2 separate regions of the Homo sapiens genome follow, and region 2 is linked to region 1. The links are chromatin loops, found by intact Hi-C in ENCODE. Cell type or tissue: GM12878. All regions are shown on one strand. Links, peaks and the distances in the headings refer to the core of each region. The heading gives the core; the rest is flanking DNA.

Region 1 (16,162 bases), core at 5,327-10,326:
CATGGACCCAATCTCTTGAAAGAAAGATTGTCAACCAATTTGTGTCCATCTTTAATCTGCCTCAAGGATGTCAAGACTTGGAATAGGTTGGCTATGATTGCTCAGAGATGTGACCCTTCGTTTTCTTCATGAAATTTCTGGATTGGTGTGATTATTATGCACTAAAGTCCATCTAAGTCACTTTAAATGATTTTCTTCGCATGAAATCTGTTGATAATCATGCTTAAACCACTTTCCCTCCTTTAAGTTAGAGTACAAGAGTGAGTTCTTAAGAGTTATTTTTTCTACTGTAGAATGCTTTGAAACACATCTCTTCCAGCTCCAAGATCTACGTATATTCATGAAATCCTTAATTTAGTTTCTGCCAATGATTTAAACACTATTTTTATCATAATACTTACCACCACCAAATGTATATAAATGCAAAATCATATGTCCTAGATCAGTTTTAATGTCATGAATGATGTTTATCAGATTATCTCAAGTAAGAAGTGAATTCATTTGATGTTATCTAAAAATCTTAAAGATTACAAATGTGTTATTACAGTTGTGTGTTTATGGTATGAAGCTCCTACTTTAGAGTGAAGCTCTTGTAGGTGAAATAACAATTTTCTTTGAAGAATTTTACCTCGTAGCTAAATTTGCTGAGAATAAACCATTCCATCAAGTGGGAGATACTGGCCTATGAGTACTGCATGTTGACAAATAAGGTTGTTAAACCATGGAGACCAAGGAGAACATTCTTTACAATGAAGCGGTTGAGGTGGTCACCACCTTAACCAAACAATCAAACTCACAACCACATCACTAATGGTGTAACAACCTGATGTTAAATGCCTCCCAGCATGATACAGTAGGAAGTAAATGGTACCAACTGTAAAATAATCTTGCCCAAAATGACTTGACTCTAATTGAGCCTTAATATCTTTCAGTAAGCCTTTCTCAGCTAGTTCCTCAACTGAACCATGGATCCACAGAATATGAGTTGAGTGATGATTGTCAGTTCTCCTAAGAATGGAACATAACTACTACTATTCTAGTTGCATGGGATAGAAGTTAATTCACGACCTAAAATGAGTGCCTTAGGACAACACACCTCAATTCTCTCATGGGTCCCCAGTTGTGAAGGGTCAAGTTCAATGAGAAAATAATCAGACAAATCCAGAATGTAACATATTCTACAAAACAACTCATCTACTTTCTCCAAAGAGAAAATATCGTGGGGGAGAAAAAAAAACATGATGATTATTAATTAAAGGACTCTAAAGACTTCAGTCACAGTCGATGATAGTTTATGCCTCTTTTTGGCTTTCATCTACAAGGATTCATACAGCCTGTGCTCTTGTATCAAGCTTCTTTCACTCAACATGTCTGAGATTCATCTATGCTATTGCAAGATGCAGTATCTCTTTCCTTTTGTTACTGTGTAGCATTTCTTTGTATATACATATGCCACAATTCAGTTATCTATTTTATTGTTGATGGATATCTGTGACATTTCCAACTTGGGGACATTGTGAATAAAGCTGTTGTAAGCATTCTTGCACGGGTCTTTGATGGCATATGCAACTCTGTGGTGTAGACTTAGGAGACGAATTACTGGTTCATAGAATCAGTATCTATTGAAGGGTTTTAAATACTGCCAACAATTTTCCTAAGTGGTTCAACCAATTTGCACTTTCAGCCAAAGGATCTGGGAGGTTCAGTTGTTTCATACCCTTGCCCCTTCTAGGGGATGGGGAAGAGGTCATATTGACAGAGAAACAGCTTGGGGCAACCTTCAGGGGCAATAAAAATATTCCATATATCAACCTGGTTGGTGGTCATATAGGGGTCACAATTTTTACATAAGTATGTAAAAATTGATCAAGGTACAGGTTTAAGGTTATACACTTGTATGTAGGTTCTGCCTCAATGAGAGATGAGAGAGCAAGAGATTAAAAAGACAACAACCAAATGTAACGGGTGAAACTTGATTGGCTCCTGGTTCAAAACAAAAAACACTTATCAGAGACAGTTTTGAATCACTTGGAGAAGTTTTAATATGGCCTGGATATTAGATGTTATTAGGGAATTCTTTTTCATTATCTTAGGTGTGATCATTGTATTGGGGTTATTTAGGAGAATGTTAGTATTAGGAAATGCATGCTCGGGTATTTAATTAGGGATAAATTGTCATGCTGCCTGTAACTTACTTTCTAATGTTTCAGCAAATGTGTCTGTGTGTGGGCGGGGGGGGGGGGTCTGTGTGTGTGTACACATAAAGATAAAAACAAAACAACAAAACAAATATGGAAAAAAATGTTAACCATTGTTGAATCTAGGTGGTGGATATGAACTTGTTATATTATTTTTTCAACTTTTCTGAATATTTAAAACTTTCCAAAACAAAAATAAAATGTGTTTGGGGGAAGATATAGAGAGTTGAAGTGACCAGCTTAAAATAACAAGGTAACAAGGAGAAGACCCTAAAAGAAAATTCTAGCAATCTTGACCCTCTCTGTGCCATCCTGTACATTGTCGCTTCCCGGTGTTCAAGACTGATTGTTAAATTTGAATATGTTTTTTAAATTTTATTTCCTTCTTCAAAGTGCTTCCAAGAGTCTAACAGGAAAGCACAAAGACACCCCTAGATTTCTCTTATAAATAAACTTGCATTCTGCCTGCAAATCAAACCTCCCCCTGCCCCCATCTCTCGCCTGTTACACAGCTACTTTCAAAATCACTCCACAATCATTTGACCCATGTCCATATTCCCTTTTTCTAATGCAAAAGCTAAATTGAAAGCTAAGCGGCCCTGGCAGCCCACAAAACCCCATGATTTCTGCCCTGAGCGGGAGGGGACCCGGTGAAACGCCGCGCCGCTGTTTCAGGTTCACTGCCCAGCTGCCACGCTCAGCCGAGCTTCTCAGGTGGCTGGGCCACTTTGAAGGTTTACTTTCAATTAAAAAAAAAAATAAGAAAGAAGCCAAATCAGCAGCTGTCAGGGATGCAGGGGAGATTTATTCCGGGTGGTCAAAGGGGAGCGTGGTCCCCAGTAAAGGCCTAAAGTTAGGCAGGAAGGAAATTCAAGCTGGAGAGAGAAATTCCTCCTGGCAAGGTCAGCCGATGCTGGGCTAGTCCTTCTGGGTAAGGCTGCCCGATTCCTATTGCTGGACCTGCTCAAAAGGGAGCCGAGGAGTCGGCTTGCAGACACTTGGAGAGTGGGTTTGGGGAGGGAGACTGTCCAGGGGGAGCTTTGAAAGCAGAGCTTATTAATCAGATGAAACCAGGCCTGAGGGATCCAAACATGACTGATTTTCAAATTGCTTCCTGATTCAAAAGCTGGTGTTGCCCACCTCAAAATGTGATGAGGTGAAGAGGCCAGGTCCCTGGGCAGTTCTGCATGCATCGAGCTTCCATTGAAGTCGGCCTGTGTGAAGAAGCAGAGCAGCTGTGCAGAGCGGAGCTGGAGTGGGGGGCTGTGGTTTTATCACCTTTCATTTCCTGTCTCAGTTCTGATATGGCTTTAGACGTTTCACATGCAAGTGTGAAAACTAGCATGTGCTTTGCAGAAGGAATCAGCCAAGCGCCCCGCTAACCCTGATCAATGCCCTGGTAACTTCTAGAACCAATCAGTCAAGCTACATGCATGGGTTTTAAACTATTCTCATCCCCTCTCCCCTGTTTACAGCCATGTTATTTATCCACGCAATCCCGGAAGTAATTGGAATATAGAAGCTCGAGTGGGTTCTATGCCCTCTCCATTTCCTCTGGACGTACTAATTATCCATGTTATACCCGCTTGCTTCTTACCATGGGTAATAAGGGTTATCACTGACGCTGTTAGTTAAGCTAATAGACATTGCCCAGATATCCCAGACCTCATTAGGTATTTAAGATACCTATATGTTTTTTATATTTTTATATATATTTCAAATACCTATATTTATTTTATATTTGTATGCATTTTAAATACCTAATGAGGTATTTAAAATACATAAATGTATGTAAATATATGTATTTAAATAAATACATATATGTATATATAAAATACATATATGTATATATAAAATACATATATGTATTTAAATAAATAAATATATGTATATATAAAATACATATATGTATTAATATATGTATATATAAATACATATATGTATTAATATATGTATATATAAATACATATATGTAATTTAATATACGTATATATAAATACATATATGTTTTTATATGTATATAAATACATATATGTATTTTAATATACGTATATATAAAAACATATATGTACTTAAATATACATGTATTTAAAATACAGATATATGTATTTAAATATACATGTATTTAAAATACAGATATATGTATTTTAAATATACATGTATTTAAAATACAGATATATGTATTTAAATATACATGTATTTAAAATACAGATATATGTATTTAAAATACAGATATATGTATTTAAATATATATGTATTTAAAATATGTATATATACACATATAGACAGAGATTTAATTTTTTAAAAGCAAACAAAATTACAATGAATTAAGCCCATTTTGTCGGATTTCCAGACGTTGACCTTCTTGTATCTCTCCTGTCATTTCTGACAGTTCCCAAAGAGAGGCCCTTGCACACGTCCATAAACCAGTCTGTCAAAGGAAATCAGCCTGAAGCAGCCACCCTCTTTTGAGTCGTGGCTCTGGTTGTCACTTGCCCTTGTCCACCACGTGGACCTTCTGGGTGGGAAGCCTCAGCGCTTCCAGTGCCCATCTGGAGAATGCAGTGGTTATGCAGGCCTCCAGATGACACGTTTCTTCCATGGGAGCTCCACATTCCATCTGGGTTGTCAAAATGCTGGGTTCCTTGCATCATGGACAAAAATGACTTCCTCTCTGGCTCTGTATCACATTGTGACATCTGGTCACTAAGGCAGCTCTGTTATGCCAAGAGAATCACAAAGTGTCTTTTGAAAGGTTTTATCAACTTTTGTGTTTATAAAATAATTCATAACTTCTGGTCATCATTCCTCTATCCAGAGGAGTTCAAATATAAGCCAGGAAGATAATTACATTATACACTGCTTTCTTTTTCTTCCTCTTTCTTCCCAGCTCCTTTTTCCCCACTTTTATTCCCCGATTTTCTTCTCCAAAATATTTTTCTTTCTCTTTCCCAAGTTACAGAACAAAATCTCATAAGATTTTAGTATACAAAACACATATTGATAGAGATGGAATGAACGTATTAACTCTATTAACACTATCTGGGACTGTCCCTAGTCAGTTGCAATTTTTAATAAATCTAAAAAGCCAAGCTGGGCATGGTGGCTCACGCCGGTAATCCCAGCACTTTGGGAGGCCACTGTGGGTGGATCACCTGAGGTCAGGAATTCGAGACCAGCCTGGCCAACATGGTGAAACCCTGTCTTTACTAAAAATACAAAAATTAGCTGGGCGTGGTGGCACGTGCCTGTAATCCCAGCTACTCAGGAGGCGGAGGCAGGAGAATCACTTGAACCTGGGAGGTGGAGGTTGCATTGAGCCAAGGTCGAACCACTGCACTCCAGCCTGGGTGACAGAGTGAGAGTCTGTCTAAAAAAAGAGAAATAGGCTTATTTTGTGAATTATAAATAATGCCTACATCATGAAATAGATCAATCCTGAAAATTTGACCTTAGAACAATTTTCACCAAAACATACATTATTTCCCCCATTAGCATCTATTATATTATCAAAGACAGAGTTTCATAAAAGCAAAAATTTGAGTGTAACAGATGACCCAATTTAAATAATATAAAATATGTGGGGTAAGATAAAGATTTGATGGGGAAGGGGTACCATATGTCTTTATGTGAAGGAATGGCACAAATGTAAAAGGTTAAGTAGATGTTTTGGTACAACTTATAGAAACAGTAAACGTCACCCCAACATGCACATGCTGCCTCAGTGACCAAGAAGGAAGTCACCCCATGGCTAAAGATAACGACTTAAAATGTGTAATGAGAGGCCGGGCGCAGTGGCTCATGCCTGTAATCCCAACGCTTTGGGAGGCCAAGGTGGGCGGATCACTTGAGCTCAGGAGTTGGAGACCAGACTGGGCAACATGGTGAAGCCCCGTCTCTACAAAACACACACACACACACACACACACATACACACAAATTAGTCAGGCGTGGTGGTACATGCCTGTAGCTTCAGTTGCTCGGGGGGCTGAGATGGGAGAATCACTTGAGCACGGGAGGTGGAGGCTACAATGAGCTGAGATTGTGCCACTGCATTCCAGCCTGGGCAACAGAGCGAGGCCCTGTCTCAAAATAAATAAATAAATAAAATGTGAATTAGATTCATGGAAAATGGTGTAATATGAAATTAGAAACTATTTTTGTAATAAAAATCGTATCACTGTTTATACCCTGATCATTTAATTACAAAAGAAGCTCTGTTGCTTCTTTTGGGGTTGGGCATTAACTGGAACTGAGCTACAATACCAACTATAGCCAGTAGATGGTGCTTTCGTAAAGGAAAAAAAGAATAGAAGTTGAAAATTCTGCTTCTGGGGAGATATTTGAAGTTAGAGATCTTGAATTTACTGGATACTTAACATGTGGTTTTTACTAAGAAATAGACAGCTACTTTGAGAGCTCACTGGGAACTGGGGATGTAAGAGTAGATATAAGAGAAATGCCAACAGAAGAATTGTTTAGGAAAGATGGACATAGGTTTGTGAATGGGTAAGATAAGAAGTACCTTTTTTCAGTGGATTTTGAGGAAGTAAGATTTTTTTAAAGTTGTGGAGGTCCTGGAGTGTGGCTATTTTTAAAAAGCCAAAAGCTTTTAGTTGGGGCACAGTGGCTCATGTCTGTAATCCCAGCACTTTGGGAGGCCAAGGTGGGGTGGATCGCCTGAGGTCAGGAGTTCGAGACCAGCCTGGCCAATATGGTGAAACCCCATCTCTACCAAAAATACAAAAATTAGCCGAGCATGGTGGCGGGCTGTAATCCCAGCTACTCAGGAAGTTGAGGCAGGAGAATCGCTTGAACCTGGGAGGTGGAGGTTGCAGTGAGCCAAGATCATGCCACTGCACTCTAGCCTAGGTGACAGAGCAAGACTTCATCAAAAAAAAAAAAAAAAAGCCGGTAGTTTTTAATATTGTTAGGAAAGATTCAGGAATGACACTAATGACATAGATACAGAAAAAACTTTTCTACTTACCTTATAGTCTCAGGGGATTTTAAGGGATTCTTGAAGAAGTGATTCTGGTTTGTAATGTCACAGGGCAGCGAGGTGTGTGTGTGTGTGTGTGTGTGTGTGTGTGTAATGTGGATAGGAGGTGGATGGGGTGGGTTGTGTGGTGTGTGGAGTGGATATTGGGGGTGGATATGTGTGGGTTGGTGTGGGCCTGTGTCTGTGTGGATGAACAGAAGTGTGTCACGCGTGGAGAGGGCAGGTGTGGGGGTGGATGCAGCGAAGTGCGTGTGTGTGCACGTATGCCCTCATGTGAGCACCTGGGGCAGCCTTACCTTCTAGCAGGGGAGAAGGAGAAGTCATTGTTTTATCATTTTTTAGGGCGTTTATGTAGCCTTAACTGATTTTCTGAGTTTAATTTAATACAAAATATTGAGAAGTGAGTGGGGTGCTGTGATCAGACTGCTTTACATTGTAACACAAAACAACCCTACCCGTGTACTCAGTAGCTGCACAGACAGAACCAGAACAGAGAAAAACTATGTGGAGCTACTGACATCTGGTGGACAACACAGAGACTGCTGACATGGATGGGGGAAAGACCTAACTTCGGGATTTTGTTGATTTAGATTTGCTTTTTAGTTTTGGTCCTGTTTGTTTGGGGTTTGTTTGTTTGTTTGTTTGTTTGTTGTTTTTTCTTTTTTGAGACAGAATCTCTCTCTGTGGTGCAGGCGGGAGTGCAGTGGGGTGATCTCAGCTCACTGCAGCCTCGACCTCCTAGGCTCAAATGATCCTCCCACTTCAGCCTCCTGAGTAGCTGGGACTACAGGTGCTCACCACCACGCACGGCTAATTTTTGTTCACCATGTTGCCCAGGCTGGTCTCCAACTCATGACCTCAAGTGATCCACCCACCTTGGCCTCCCAAAGTGCTGGGATTACAGGCGTGAGCCACCACGCCCAGGCGATTTGTTTTGTTTTGATTTGATTTGATTCAGTTTTTTGTTTGGTCCACTTACCAGTCACCTCTTTCTACATGCTCTGTCTTATTAACTTCCCTATGTGAGAATGGTGTGAACAGAGCCCCCTGAGAGTCGAGAGACAGTGTGGGATGAAGCTTCAGCACCTGGACTCAAGTTTCAGATCCCTGAATTCAAGTTCTGGCTTCAGCACCTGCTGATTGTGCTGCCGGAGGCAAGTCAACTACTCTCTTCATCCATTTGTTTCTAAGGAATGAGGCCATTCATCCCTGTGCTGGTGGAGTAAGTACCGTACCTAAATTTCTGCATTACCATTATCCATGCAAATCCTATTTCAGCCTTCTCCAGTCAAAGCCTTGTCTATACAATGTCCAAGACATCAGCTACACAGCCTTGCTGTGGAAGGACTGGGTTGCCTGAAAAGATACAGGGCCAAGCAGGGCTGCTCTGCAGTGGGGCAGCTGTACAGCACTGCCCTCTCTTGCGTCCCTACAAATAGTACTATAAAAGAAGCAATTAATCAAGCTATGTCACTTCACTGCGGCGCACATTCATGCTCACGTTCCTGTTGACTCCGTGCCAGGCGATCTCTAACTCCTTGAAGGCAAGGGCTCTGCCTACCCCGTCCCCTAGTAACCACTCCATGCTATGAACCTGGCTAGGGGCTATCGTCTCAAAGCATCAGGGATTTTCCTCAGTCTCGAGAATGGGCTAGAAGAATATGGCCTTCAGAACTTCAGATCATCCATGTGACGCTAAATGGAAAAAAAATACAAAATAAGAATTGTACTCACACCAACTTGATTCCAGAAATGAGAGGCCAGGAAACGTAGAACCTGCAACCACCCATCTAACTGGGCCATGACCCAGATGGCCTACATTGGAGGCAAGGAAACAGGAAAGACAGAGTAATAATTTTAAAAACATTTGTTTCCAGTTATCTAAGAAGAAACTGGTAAGTGTCTTCCTATGGAGGAAAAAGCATATCTTTTTTTTTTACATCTTTATCTTGCCTATTGGAAAGTTTCAGTAAGGGTGAATATCAGAAAAATGTTCACAGTTACCCTAAACTTATTTTGCAGGTTGTTTTCTTTTATGATCAACTGTGAAATTTAGTAAGAGAGCAGAGAACAGGCGGTTTGGAAATTTGAAATAAGAGATAAAGCCGACTCCTTCTACTAATCCTTTCACAAGAGCTACTAATCTTTAACCAAATGGGCTGGTTCTCTTTAAGGTCCCCTTTCTTCTTTTATTCCCTCACAGAAGTAGAAGCATGTGAAGAAATGACTATGAACATAAGCAAGGAGAAATGCATTTTTTAAAAAGGCACTATTTAATACAAAGTGCATAAGCAGTCCTTAGGTTGCAGTATATGACTCAAGGTGGAAACTTGAAGAGACTGAATGAGGTAATTCAGGGAAAGATGCTCATAGCTAAGAACAGCCTGTTTTTCCCTGCGATGCCCTTCCTCTTCCATTCTCACAGTACAATTTTACTCTCTTGGGTGCCTCTATCCTACTATTGTTATGTTGTGTAGTTTACGATATTTCAAAATCAATTATCTTTACCACTAAATCATTTCTCAATGAATATTGAGAAATAGTCATGACCTTAAAAAAAAGTTGGTTCTCTTGCATGATAATGTTCAGTAGCTTCTGTCTTAGCTATCACACAAGAATAAGCAATGTAAATATCTGCTTCTCTTTTCTACTCAACTTTCGGAGGCTGTTTAATACACACCAGGGTAACTGCTTGACATGTCAGTTAGCTATTGCTGAATAGCAAACACTCCCAGAATGTAGTCTTATCATTGCTCAGGAGTCTCTGGGTCAGCTGGGTGATTCTTCTTGTCTAGGCCATGCTAGGCTTCCTTCAGCTGATCTCATTTTGCCTGGGATTGCCCACGCATCTTCAATCAGCTGCTGAGTTAGCCTGAGTGAGGCTGGCTGGTCTTAGATGGCCTCACCTAAGACACCTTGATTCTGCTCCACGTGGTCTCTCATCCTCCAGGAGTCTAGCCTGGGACATGTTCACCTGGCAGCTGGGAAAACTGCCAAGAGATAGAACAGATGGGCACAGGCTTCTTGAGGCTAGGCTTGGAACTGGCAAGGTGTCATTTTCACTGCCTGTTGACAGCAGTCTGTTGGCCAAAGCAAGTCACTCTTGATGGAAGAAGCTACGAAGTCAGAATGCAAAGGGTGGGGATACAGTCATAGTGCAAAGGCTGTGGAAGGTCTGCACATTGTGGAAGGTCTGCACAATGTGTACAAGGAAGACAATCAGATCTTCACGACAGCTCCAATTTTTGAATAACCCTCAGAGTAGACATTTATTATCTCTACCTCCTCTTTTGTTTTTTCTTTCTCACTCTGTCACACAGGCTGGAGTGCACTGGTGCAATCATGGCTCACTGCAGCCTAAGACCTCCCAGGCTCAAGCAGTCCTCTCATCTCAGCCTCCCGAGTAGCTGGGATCACAGGCACACACCACCAGGCCCAGCTAATTTGTTTGCAGAGATGGGGTTCTGCTATATTGCCCAGACTGTCTACCTTCTTCTTCTGGTAACCGTACACCCCTTCATTTGAGGAAATTGTTCCTCCCTCTTCTGCTCACCTGGTTTGAAAAGAGCAGATCCTACTTCCCTGCCAGGAAGAGGAACTGACATAGGTGGGCAGTCCTGGCATCCACCCTCCCCTCTAGAGACTGGTTCAGTGACATGCACAAGATACCAGCTGGGCACTCTATTGATTTTTTCCAGCATTTTTTTCTCAGTGTTACTAGGAGAGACCCTTTTTCTATCCGATTAAGAGGAACACAGGCATCCATCGTTCCAGCCCTGTGCAGAAGGCAGTCTGAGAAAATGAAGTTGTTGGAATCTCTGGCTTTGGCCTTCCCTGGGGTCAGCTCCCACCACTGTCTTTATGTACTTTGGTTGTAAAAGCCAATTAGCTCACTTTTGCCCAGGTGGTTCAAATTGTGTTTCTATCATTTGTATCCAAGAGAATCCTAATTGATGAACCCCCGAGAACATAAAATTTCCAACAGAAAAGGCAATGTTTGTACTTTCCGGGGTACTCACTAAAATAATTTCATGAATCACTTTCTTTTTACTTGTAGAGTAGGGGTTGCAATCTGGATGTCAAAAGGGAGAAACCGGCACATGAAAAGGCCTAAATGAGGAAAGTGGAACCCTGGGGGCTGACGGGTGTCTCTGTCCACTACCGGATTCAGCAAATTGTTTTCTTGAGAGAATGTGGGCCCAATATCACTGAATCTTTCAATTTTTTTCAGGCAAAAAAAGAAAAAAAAAAGCTAAAATCCCAATTTTAAGGAGAAATTTTCCCATTTATAATTCATGACAACAAATTCAACTCATCGTATTGACCAGATGCATCCATGAACTCTTGGAACCTCTGTTATGAAATGTAGAGCGAACTCACCGAATTCAGAGCTGAGCCACTGCTCCACACCTTCTTGGAGTTCCTCATTCCTCCCTCACCTCCATCAACAACACAAAAAAATGTTAGACACTTCGTAAGCATTGCTAACAGGAACAGAGAAAACTTCACTGGCACAAGGGTGCTAGGTTTCGCAGCCAAGTCACTCAGCATACCCACCTAATGGAACATGATTTGAATTTGTGCCTTAAGAAAAATACAAATTACTAGCTGGGGGCAGTGGCTCACACCTGTAATCCCAGCACTATGGGAGGCTGAGGCAGGTGGATCGCTTGAGGCCAGGAGTTCAAGACCAGACTGGCCAACATAGGGAAACCCCATCTCTACTAAAAATACAAAAATTACCTGGGCATGGTGGCTCACACCTGTAGCCCTAGCTACTTGGGAGGGTGAGGCAGGAGAATGGTTTGAACCCGAGAGGCAGAGGCTACAGTGAGCTGAGATTGTGCCACTGCACTCCAGCCTGGGCGACAGAGTGAAACTCTGTCTCAAAAAAAAAGAAAAGAAAAGAAAAAGAAAACTACAAATTACAATATGTAATGGAGTGGTAGGCTGCTTATGGTACAGTTGAAACTGTAGGTGTGAATCCCTAAAGGCCAAAGTTCTACATTATTATGCTTAAACACACGATGCATTTGCCAGTTATTTCTCTGTTGTCTATAAGCTTCAAGCCCACCTTTTCAGATACCACACCATAAGGCTGGAGCTAGGAGTCACACCTACTTCTCAGACTCTCTCATCAACTGGTTCTCAGTTAGCTTCCACCAATGGAAAACACGGGCAAGAAATAGGAAGATGGGAGGTACTGAGAAGAAACTCACTTAGCACTTCTAGCGTGAGTTGACATCTCTCCAGCAGCAGTGCACAACAAGCCTCCTACTTCAATGTACCCCATCCGAGGGACCAGCTGCAGCCGCCACGGCTGTCCCTCAACCCCATGTGGCAGTCTGAGCACCAGCTGGCCCCATCCCTTGGGATGCCCAAGCCCTAACCACAAAGCATCACAAATCAATCAGAAATCCAAGCATCAGTCCTCCAGATACTTCTCCAAGATCCTAGATTTTGATAACATCACTTCTCCCCTTATATTCTCTCAATACCTAAGATGTTAGCTCTTTTCTCAAAGTATTAATCTCTGGGTTAACCAATTCCCCGCATTAAATTTCTTCTGCTTGAAATAATTAACATGGTTTCTCTTTTCTTCATTCAACTTTGACTGATAGCAATTATTAGAATAAAAATTTTCTTTGTATTCTAGAAATTCTTTTTCTGAAATCATAATGTGAAAAAAGGTTTCTTCAAATACCAAGATCTTTACTACAGGAAAATTGTTACTGAAAAGCCACAAAAATAGTTCTGTAAAATCCCAATTAGGGCCGGATGTGGTGGCTCATGCTTGTAATCCCAGCACTTTGGGAGGCCGAGGTGGGCAGATCACCTGAGGTCAGGAGTTCAAGACCAGCCTGGCCAACATGGTGAAACCCTGTCTCTACTAAAATACAAAAATTAGCTGGGGCTTGTTGGCAGGCACCTATAATCCCAGCTACCCAGCTACTCAGGAGGCTGAGGCAAGAGAATCACTTGAACCCAGGAGGCAGAGGCTGCAGTGAGCCTAGATTGCACCACTGCACTCCAACCTAGGCAACAGAGTGAGACTCCATCTCAAAAAAAAAAAATTGCTATTAGGATACTTCAGCTACTTATGACGAAAGCTTCATGACCCATAAAAACACTTAACCAGCTGGGCTCGGTGGCTCACGCCTATAATCCCACCACTTTGGGAGGCCGAGGCTGGCAGATCACCTGAGGTCAGAAGTTCAAGATCAGCCTGACCAACATGGCAAAACCCCATCTCTACCAAAAATACAAAAATTAGCTGGGCGTGGTGGTGGGCACCTGTAATCCCAGCTACTCGGCAGGCTGAGGCAGGAGAATCGCTTGAACCTGGGAGGCAGAGTTTGCAGTGAGCCAGGATCACGCTGTTGCACTCCATCCTGGGAAACAGAGCAAGACTCCATCTCAAAAACAAAAAAACAAACAAAAAAAACCATTTGACCTACAGTGTCATTCCTAATCAGCATTTATATCCCAAAGCCCTTCTTCACTCTTCAGGGGTCCATTTCTATACACACCAACTGAAGACAATACTTAGAAGCCAATATTCTTAGGAATGTTCTGCCAATTATGCCAGTGGATTTGGGTCTGGATTTAAGATGAGCAAATAAATATTTAAAAATCAGATTTTATAAGCCTGCCATGTTTGGGGGAGAGAGCAGTAATTACTCATTCTAGAACAGAAGGCTTCATTTTATGAAAGCATTTGCCTGAAGATATCTTTAGAAATTTATATATGCAAATATGTGTTTCCAAAAAATGAGATTACATTATATATTTTTTTCTTTAGAAACATCTACACTGATATGGTTTGGATTTGTGTCCCCGCCCAAATCTTATATCAAATTGTAATCCCCCATGTTGGAGGAGAGGCCTGGTGGTGATTGGATGATGGGGGCAGATTCCCCCTTGCTGGTATCATGATAGTGAGTTCTCAACAGACCTGGTTGTTTAAAAGTGTGTAGCAGCTTCCCCTTCTCTCTCTTCCTCCTGCTCTGGCCACGTAAGACATGCCTGGTTTGTCTCCACCTTCTGCCATGATTGTAAGCTTCCTGAGGCCTCCCAGGCATGCTTCCTGTACAGCCTGCTGACCTGTGAGTCAATTAAACCTCTTTTCTTTATAAATTACCCAGTCTCAGGTAGTTCCTTATAGCAATGCTAGAACAGACTAATACATTCACCAAACTAATAATTATGGCTACTCTTTGTATATATGAATTGTTTTAGTATTGTCTTTTCTTCTTACAATAAATACACATTACTTTTATTATAATGGAAAAAATATTCTAAAGTTCCTCTAGTGCAAATATTAAATACTTGAATTTTAAAGCTAGGATTCACCTTCTGTTTGAATGAAAATGCCTCAAGTATGCCTTTTCAGTAAGCATCTACTGAGCATCTGTGGAGTGCCTGGTGGTGTACTAAGAGAAGCCCAAAGGAAAATTCCTGTTCCTGCAGAATCTAAACCTTATTGGCACGGTTCACGGGTATCTTTACAATAAGTAGCCAATACATGATAGACCTTCAATAAACACTTGTTTAATAAATATATGCATGTACCATCATAGGATTTATTTTTCAAACTCTCGTTTCACAGAGAATTAGCCTCGTTCAGTTCACTTATCACACAAACATCATACTTCATCACTTCTAAGACACATATTGTCCACATCTCAACTCTAAAATCAGAATGAAGCTTATTGTCAATGTGATTTTTTAAAGTATTGTATCAGACAATTTGCAGCATTTTCTCTTTCATAATGGTAAATGATATGGTTTGGCTGTGTCCCCACCCAAATCTCACCTTGAATTGTAACTCCCACAATTCCCATGTGTTGTGGGAGGAACCTGGTGGGAGGTGATTGGATTATGGCAGTGGGTCTTTTCTGTGCTGTTCTGGTGATAGTGAATGAGTCTCACAAGATCTGATCGTTTTAAAAATGGGAGTTTCCCTGCACAAGCTCTCTCTCCTTGCCTGCCACCATCCATGTAAGAAGTGACTTTCTCCTCCTTGCCTTCCACCATGATTGTGAGGCCTCCCCACCCATGTGGAACTGTAAGTCCATTAAACCTCTTTTTCTTCCCAGTCTTGAGTATGTCTTTATCAGCAGCATGAAAACAGACTAATATAGTAAACAAAATAACAATATGTCTTATCTTGACAGCATCTTAGATTGAATGAAATACAATATATATTTTATATATATATATACTTTAGAAAATACATGTGAATACTTGGGCATGCACCCCCTGAGGTTCAACTGGGAAAAGATTTCATAGGACCACTCCATTCCATGAATGTTCAAGCCCCCAGTGATCACATGAAATCCACAACTAGTAATTTATATAAATGTTAAAATCAACAGCAGACAAGTAGCAAGTTTATAAAAATGTGTGCATTTATGAGAGTTTATTTCTCAAATTTTTAAAATTATTATTGAATGTTAAACATGTATTTCTCATATTGGACTTTAATGTAAGGCATAAGTGTATATAAACATTATGTACATTTCTAAGCACTCATGTACTTAAAAGACTTGTATTTTAATGTTTGAAGTTAAAGGTTTAAAGTTTCTAAGAAACATGAAAATCACCAAACGGTGTAAGAACTGCAAAGTTATAAAAGAAACACCAATAAAATCTTACCGGAGAGATGAAATTAACTATGAGAAAAATGAAATTTTGTGACAAAGACAGGCAGAGAACACTTCAAGAAAGGCAACAATTTAAAAAATTTTTAGTGGGGCGTGGTGGCAAGTGCCTGCGGTCCCAGCTACTCTGGAGGCTGACGTAAGAAGATTGCTGGAGCCTAGGCAGTCAGGGCTGCAGTGAGCTGAGAGCATGCCACTGCACTCCTGCGTGGGCAACAGAGCAAGACCCCCATCTCAAAAGAAAATGTTTTAAAAGGACAAAACATAACCAAACTAATAAAATGTGAATCGTCAGCAAA
Region 2 (5,000 bases), core at 1-5,000, 310 kb after region 1:
ATGAAGCCAATGACTGCATCTGTAAGTGCAGTTCTGTTTGCTTGAGCTAGCCTGTGTCTTGTTTATATATGATTAAGGGACTTTATTTGGCTTTAGTTTTTCTATGCGTTCCTCCTCTTCTCTGCACAAGTTTTGATCTCATTTATTCCCTAGATGTTTGAAAGTGGACACACTAGATTTCTCTAATGTAAAAGGAATGATGTGTTTTAAATTTACATGACTAATATTTTTTCATGCAAATCATTCAAATTCATCTGGGTGTTCTTTGTTTTAATTTGTTCAAGTAGCTAGCATTACAACATTGGATTTGGTGGTTTGGGTTGCATTTGTATAATTTCTCATATATGAAGTTGTTTCATTGCAATGAGAATAAAGAATTGTTGGCCGGGCATGGTGGCTCATGCCTGTAATCCCAGCACTTTGGGAGGCTGAGGTGGGTTGATCACGAGGTCAGGAGTTCGAAACCAACCTGGCCAACATGATGAAACCCCCGTCTCTACTAAAAATACAAAAATTAGCCAGGTGTGGTGGTGCATGCCTGTAATCCCAATTAGTCGAGAGGCTGAGGGAGGAGAAGTGCTTGAACCTGGGAGGCAGGGGTTGCAGTGAGCCAAGATCACGCCACTGCTCCAGCCTGAGCGACAGAGCAAGATTTTGTCTCAACAACAACAACAAAAGAATTGTTTACTTTGAAAGGGCAATTATGTACATGTTTAATGATAGAGTTAATTATAATGTTGCTTTTTTTTTTCTTTTTTTTTTTTTTTAAATCTTAAGAGATGACCTTGGATTTAGACTCATCTCCGAACAGGTCAGCCATCACCCACCAATCAGTGCATTTCATGCTGAAGGATTAAACAATGACTTCATCTTTCATGGCTCTATCTATCCCAAACTGAAATTCTGGGGGAAGAGTGTAGAAGCAGAACCCAAAGGAACCATCACCTTGGAGCTCCTTGAGTGAGTTCTGATCAAGCCATTACACTCTTTTCATGTAGACCTGCCTGTAAGTGTAGACATGCACACTCAGCTGACCTTACTGTTCAAAAGCTGGAGAAAAAGAAACAGCTTTCATACAGTGCAAACTGTCTACGTCTATGTAAAAGAATTTGAGAAACATGGCAGTAGCCATTGCTAATTAATCTGGGTATGTGTAAATAGTTTAACTTGATTTTTGACTCTGGTGTTTGGATCTATTTTAAGATCGATGGAGTTAATTGCTTCATGACAGTTCTTATGAAACATGCTTTTTTATATCCTTGTGCCAATGTTTTGTTTACAGATCTTTCAAAATGAATTCACTCTGAGAAATAATGAAATGACAATTGTGTGGCACATGTTAGGCGTTAGATAAATTGGGAGTTCTCTTCTTTTGTAAGATTAGCTTTAAATCCACAATTAATTCCAGTTAGGAGAGAATAAGCATACGATACCCTATCTCTTTAACACTGATTACAACTAGATACCCCGGACAGAAGACAAAGCAACAACCCAAAGACTCTGAAAAGTAGATAGTAGCAGGCAGACTGGGGAGAGAAATCAAAACCTGAACACCAATATGGCAGTGAGTTTACTGGTTTTATATATTTCTCCCAAATCTGGCTCAGAATCAGAGCAGCAAATTGCAGAACTGGGGATTAGAGGCCGACCGAAAAAGTTCTGAGAGTAATTCTTTCTTTCTAATTAAAGGACCTAGAAAGATACCCTTGCAGGAAGTAGAGAATAGGGGAAATCCTGTTTTAATTTTGTCTCACAGCCTTGCCCCAAAGCAAGCACTAGGGTCTGTAGCTACACTCCTGCTGCGATGGTGGCTGTGGCAATCACACACGTACCTCAGAGTCCTTCTCTTTGGCCAGAGAAACTGAGTAAAGGAACCCCTGGGGTTCAAAGAGTGTGAGAGAATTCCTGTTACTTGTTTTTCTTTCTTTTCTTTTACCCCTTTGCCCCAGAAGAAGACCTAGTTGTGGGAGATACAAGACAGAGCAGAGAGGCTCAAACCCCAGCTTGCCAGCCGGAGGGGAGAGAAAGCGCCCCCTGGTGTCTAAGAGTGTTGGGGAAACCACAAAGAGGAGGGAGCTCAAGAAAGGGGTCCCCTGAAGCTGCATTATGAGTTCCTACGCTCATCCCTACACACATGCATTGAAATGACCCAGAAGGGTACACAAGGGCCTCAGGATCTGAAATGCTGTGTGGCCTGAGAGCCAGGTCCCTGGATGGCTATTGAGGGGTGGATCTGAGCAGCACTACAGAGGCTTTGAAAATTAAACTGACACTGGAATGAAAGCTCACAGGAGGAGAGTCAGGACTTCTGGCCTGAAACTCTGTTAATTGCCTACTAAAAAAAATTTTTATCAGTATTCTCCAGAAGAGGTTAAGAGGACAGAGTCTTACAATATTCAGGTGTGCAGAATACAATCCAAAATCATTCAGCATACCAAGCAACAGGAAAATCTCAACAAACTAAAATAGAAAAAGACATTTTAGCCAAAAAAAAAAAATAGAAGTATTTTTGGAAATTTTAGTACTAAAAATATAGTAATAGAATATAATAACTGGGATAGGCTCAATGGCAGAATGCAAATGTCAAAATATGTAAAGGATGTGTATGTTGAAAACTACAAGATACTGTTGAAAGTAATCAAGAATTACCTCAGTAATGCAGAGACACACTGTCTCGATATATTTGGAAGCCTCAATTATAGTTAAGATGTCAGTTCACCCCTCACTGATCTATAAGCAGTCTGTATGAGCACAGTCCAAATCAAAATCCCAAGATGATTTTTAATAGATACAGAGAAGTTGATTCTAACTTACGAATTCTAAGTTTGTATGGAAAGGCAAATGACAGAACAGCCAAAATAATTTTGAAAAGGAAGAACAGAATTGATGGACTCCCACTACCCAATTTTAAGGCTTAATGCTAAAGCTGTTGTAATCAAGACAGTGTGGTGGTGGCCAAACTATAGACAAAGTATAGATTAATGCGACGGGGAAGGGAATCCAGAAATTGACCCGCAGAAATGTGGTCAGTTGATTTTTGACAAAGCTGCAAAGGCAATACAGCTAAGAAGAATAGTCCTTTCCACAGACAACCATCTGTGCTATGGAGACAGTTGGACATCTATATGTTAAAAAATGAACCTCAAACTAGACCTCACGCCTTTTACAAAAATCAGCTCAAAATAGATCATTTACGTAAAATGTAAAACTAAGGGTTTTGGAAGAAAACATAGGAGAAACTCTTACAACTTTGGATTAGGCAAAGAACTCTTATGGATATGATACCAAAATTATAACCCATAAAAGACAAAAAGTGATAAATTAGATGTTATTAAATTAAAAACCTTATATCGAAAGATACTGTTCAGAGAATGAAAAGATAAACTATAGAATAGTAAAAATTATTTGCAAATCATATAGCCAACAAAGGACTTGTAGCCACAATATATAAAGAATTCTTAAAACTCAACAGTAAGAAATGATAAGGTCAGGCGCAGTGACTCATGCCTGTAATCCCAGCACTTTGGGAGGCTGAAGTGGGAGGATCACTTGAGCCCAGGAGTTAGAGACCAGCCTGGGCAACATAGTGGGATCCTTGTCTCTAGTAAAAGATTTTAAAAATAGCCAGGTTTGGTGACATGCACCTATAGTCCCAGTTGCTTGGGAGGCTCAGGTGGGAGGATCTCTCAAGCCCAGGAGTTCGAGGCTGCAGTGAGCCATGATTGCGCCATTGTATTCCAGCCTGGGCAACAGAGTGAAACCCTGTCTCTGGAACAACAACAACAAAAAAGAACAATAAAAAATGAATAGATACTTCATATATATATATATATGTGTATATATATATATATATATATATATATACATACACATGGCAAATAAGCACATGAAGTCAGCTGATTGCAGTGGCTCACACCTATAATTCCAGTTACTTAGGAGGCTGAGGCAGGAGGATTGCTTGAGGCCAAGAGTTCAAGACCAGCCTAGGCAACATAGTGAAAATCCGTCTCTAAAAAAATAAAGTAAAATAAATTTAGCCAGGCATGGGGACACATGCCTGTAGTCATAGCTACTAGGGAAGCTAAGGCAGGAGGGTCACTTGAGCCGAGGAGTTCGAGGCTGCAGTGAGCTATGATCCACCACTGCACTCCATCCTAGGTAGTAGAATAAGACCTCATCTCTAAAAAAAAATAAATAAAAATTTAAAAAGATGTTCAACAGCATCAGTTATTAGAGAACTGCAGAGTTAAAACCACAATGAGCTATCCTATTTATACCTATTACAATTTATATTTATACCTATTACAATGTCTAAAATCAAAATAATTGTAAACATTGACAATACCAAGTGCTGACAAGGATGTGGAGGAGCTAGAAATCTCATACAGGTTGAGTATCCGTTTTTTAAAATATACCAAAAGTGTTTTGGATTTTGAATATTTTCAGATTTTGTAATATTTGCAATATACCTACTGGTTTAGCATCTCAAATCCAAAATTCCAAAATCTGAAATACTCCAGTGACCATTTCCTTTGAGTGTCATGTCAGTGCTCAAAAAGTTTCAGACTTTGGAGCATTTCAGATGTCCAAGTTTTGAATTTGGAATGCTCAACCTGTGTATTGTTGGTGTTGGAATGTAAAATGGTAGAGCCACCCTGGAGAACAGTTTGGCAGTTTCTCATCCAGTTAACCTTATGTTTACCACATGACTCAGCAATATCACACCTAGGTATTTGCCTTAGAGAAATGGAAACTTACGTTCATCCCAAAACCTGTATACAAATGTTTACAGTAGCATTATTCATCATCACCAAAAACTGAAAACAGCCCACATGCCCTTCAGTGGGTGAATGGTCACACAAACTGTGGCATATCCATACAGCGGAATCCTACTCAGCACAAAGACTGATACGTAGAACAACACAGATGAATTTCAGGTGCATTATACAAATTGAAGATGCTAATCTCAAAAGGTAATCTACATTTATATGACGTCTGGA

Evidence for each region. Hi-C counts contacts between places; a loop is a spot of excess contacts. Peaks named below come from ENCODE experiments on the same cell type or tissue, not always from the same donor. Only the 100,000 strongest peaks of a DNase experiment are listed, where the experiment ranks them.
Region 2: it touches region 1 in a loop (11-fold over the local background); 42 of 110 quality-filtered maps call a loop at or near these places.

What each region holds. Positions count from the first base shown.
Region 1 is chr18:24,479,403-24,495,564 of GRCh38, reverse strand. It overlaps HRH4 (histamine receptor H4), which reads right to left. Exons shown (of 3, transcript NM_021624.4): 3 at 15,604-16,162. Among named protein-coding and RNA genes, the nearest start is that of HRH4, 27 kb to the right of the region's middle. RefSeq lists an enhancer at 3,175-3,344 and a silencer at 3,525-3,584. In GM12878, for the core only: CTCF peaks have their summits at 6,474 (motif pointing right) and 7,725 (motif pointing left); DNase peaks (open chromatin) are centred at 6,554 and 7,644.
Region 2 is chr18:24,173,973-24,178,972 of GRCh38, reverse strand. OSBPL1A (oxysterol binding protein like 1A) reads left to right here. Exons shown (of 28, transcript NM_080597.4): 21 at 778-960. Among named protein-coding and RNA genes, the nearest start is that of CABYR, 37 kb to the right of the region's middle. In GM12878, for the core only: a CTCF peak has its summit at 2,042 (motif pointing left); a DNase peak (open chromatin) is centred at 1,842; H3K4me3 peaks cover 1,106 bases; H3K27ac peaks cover 675 bases.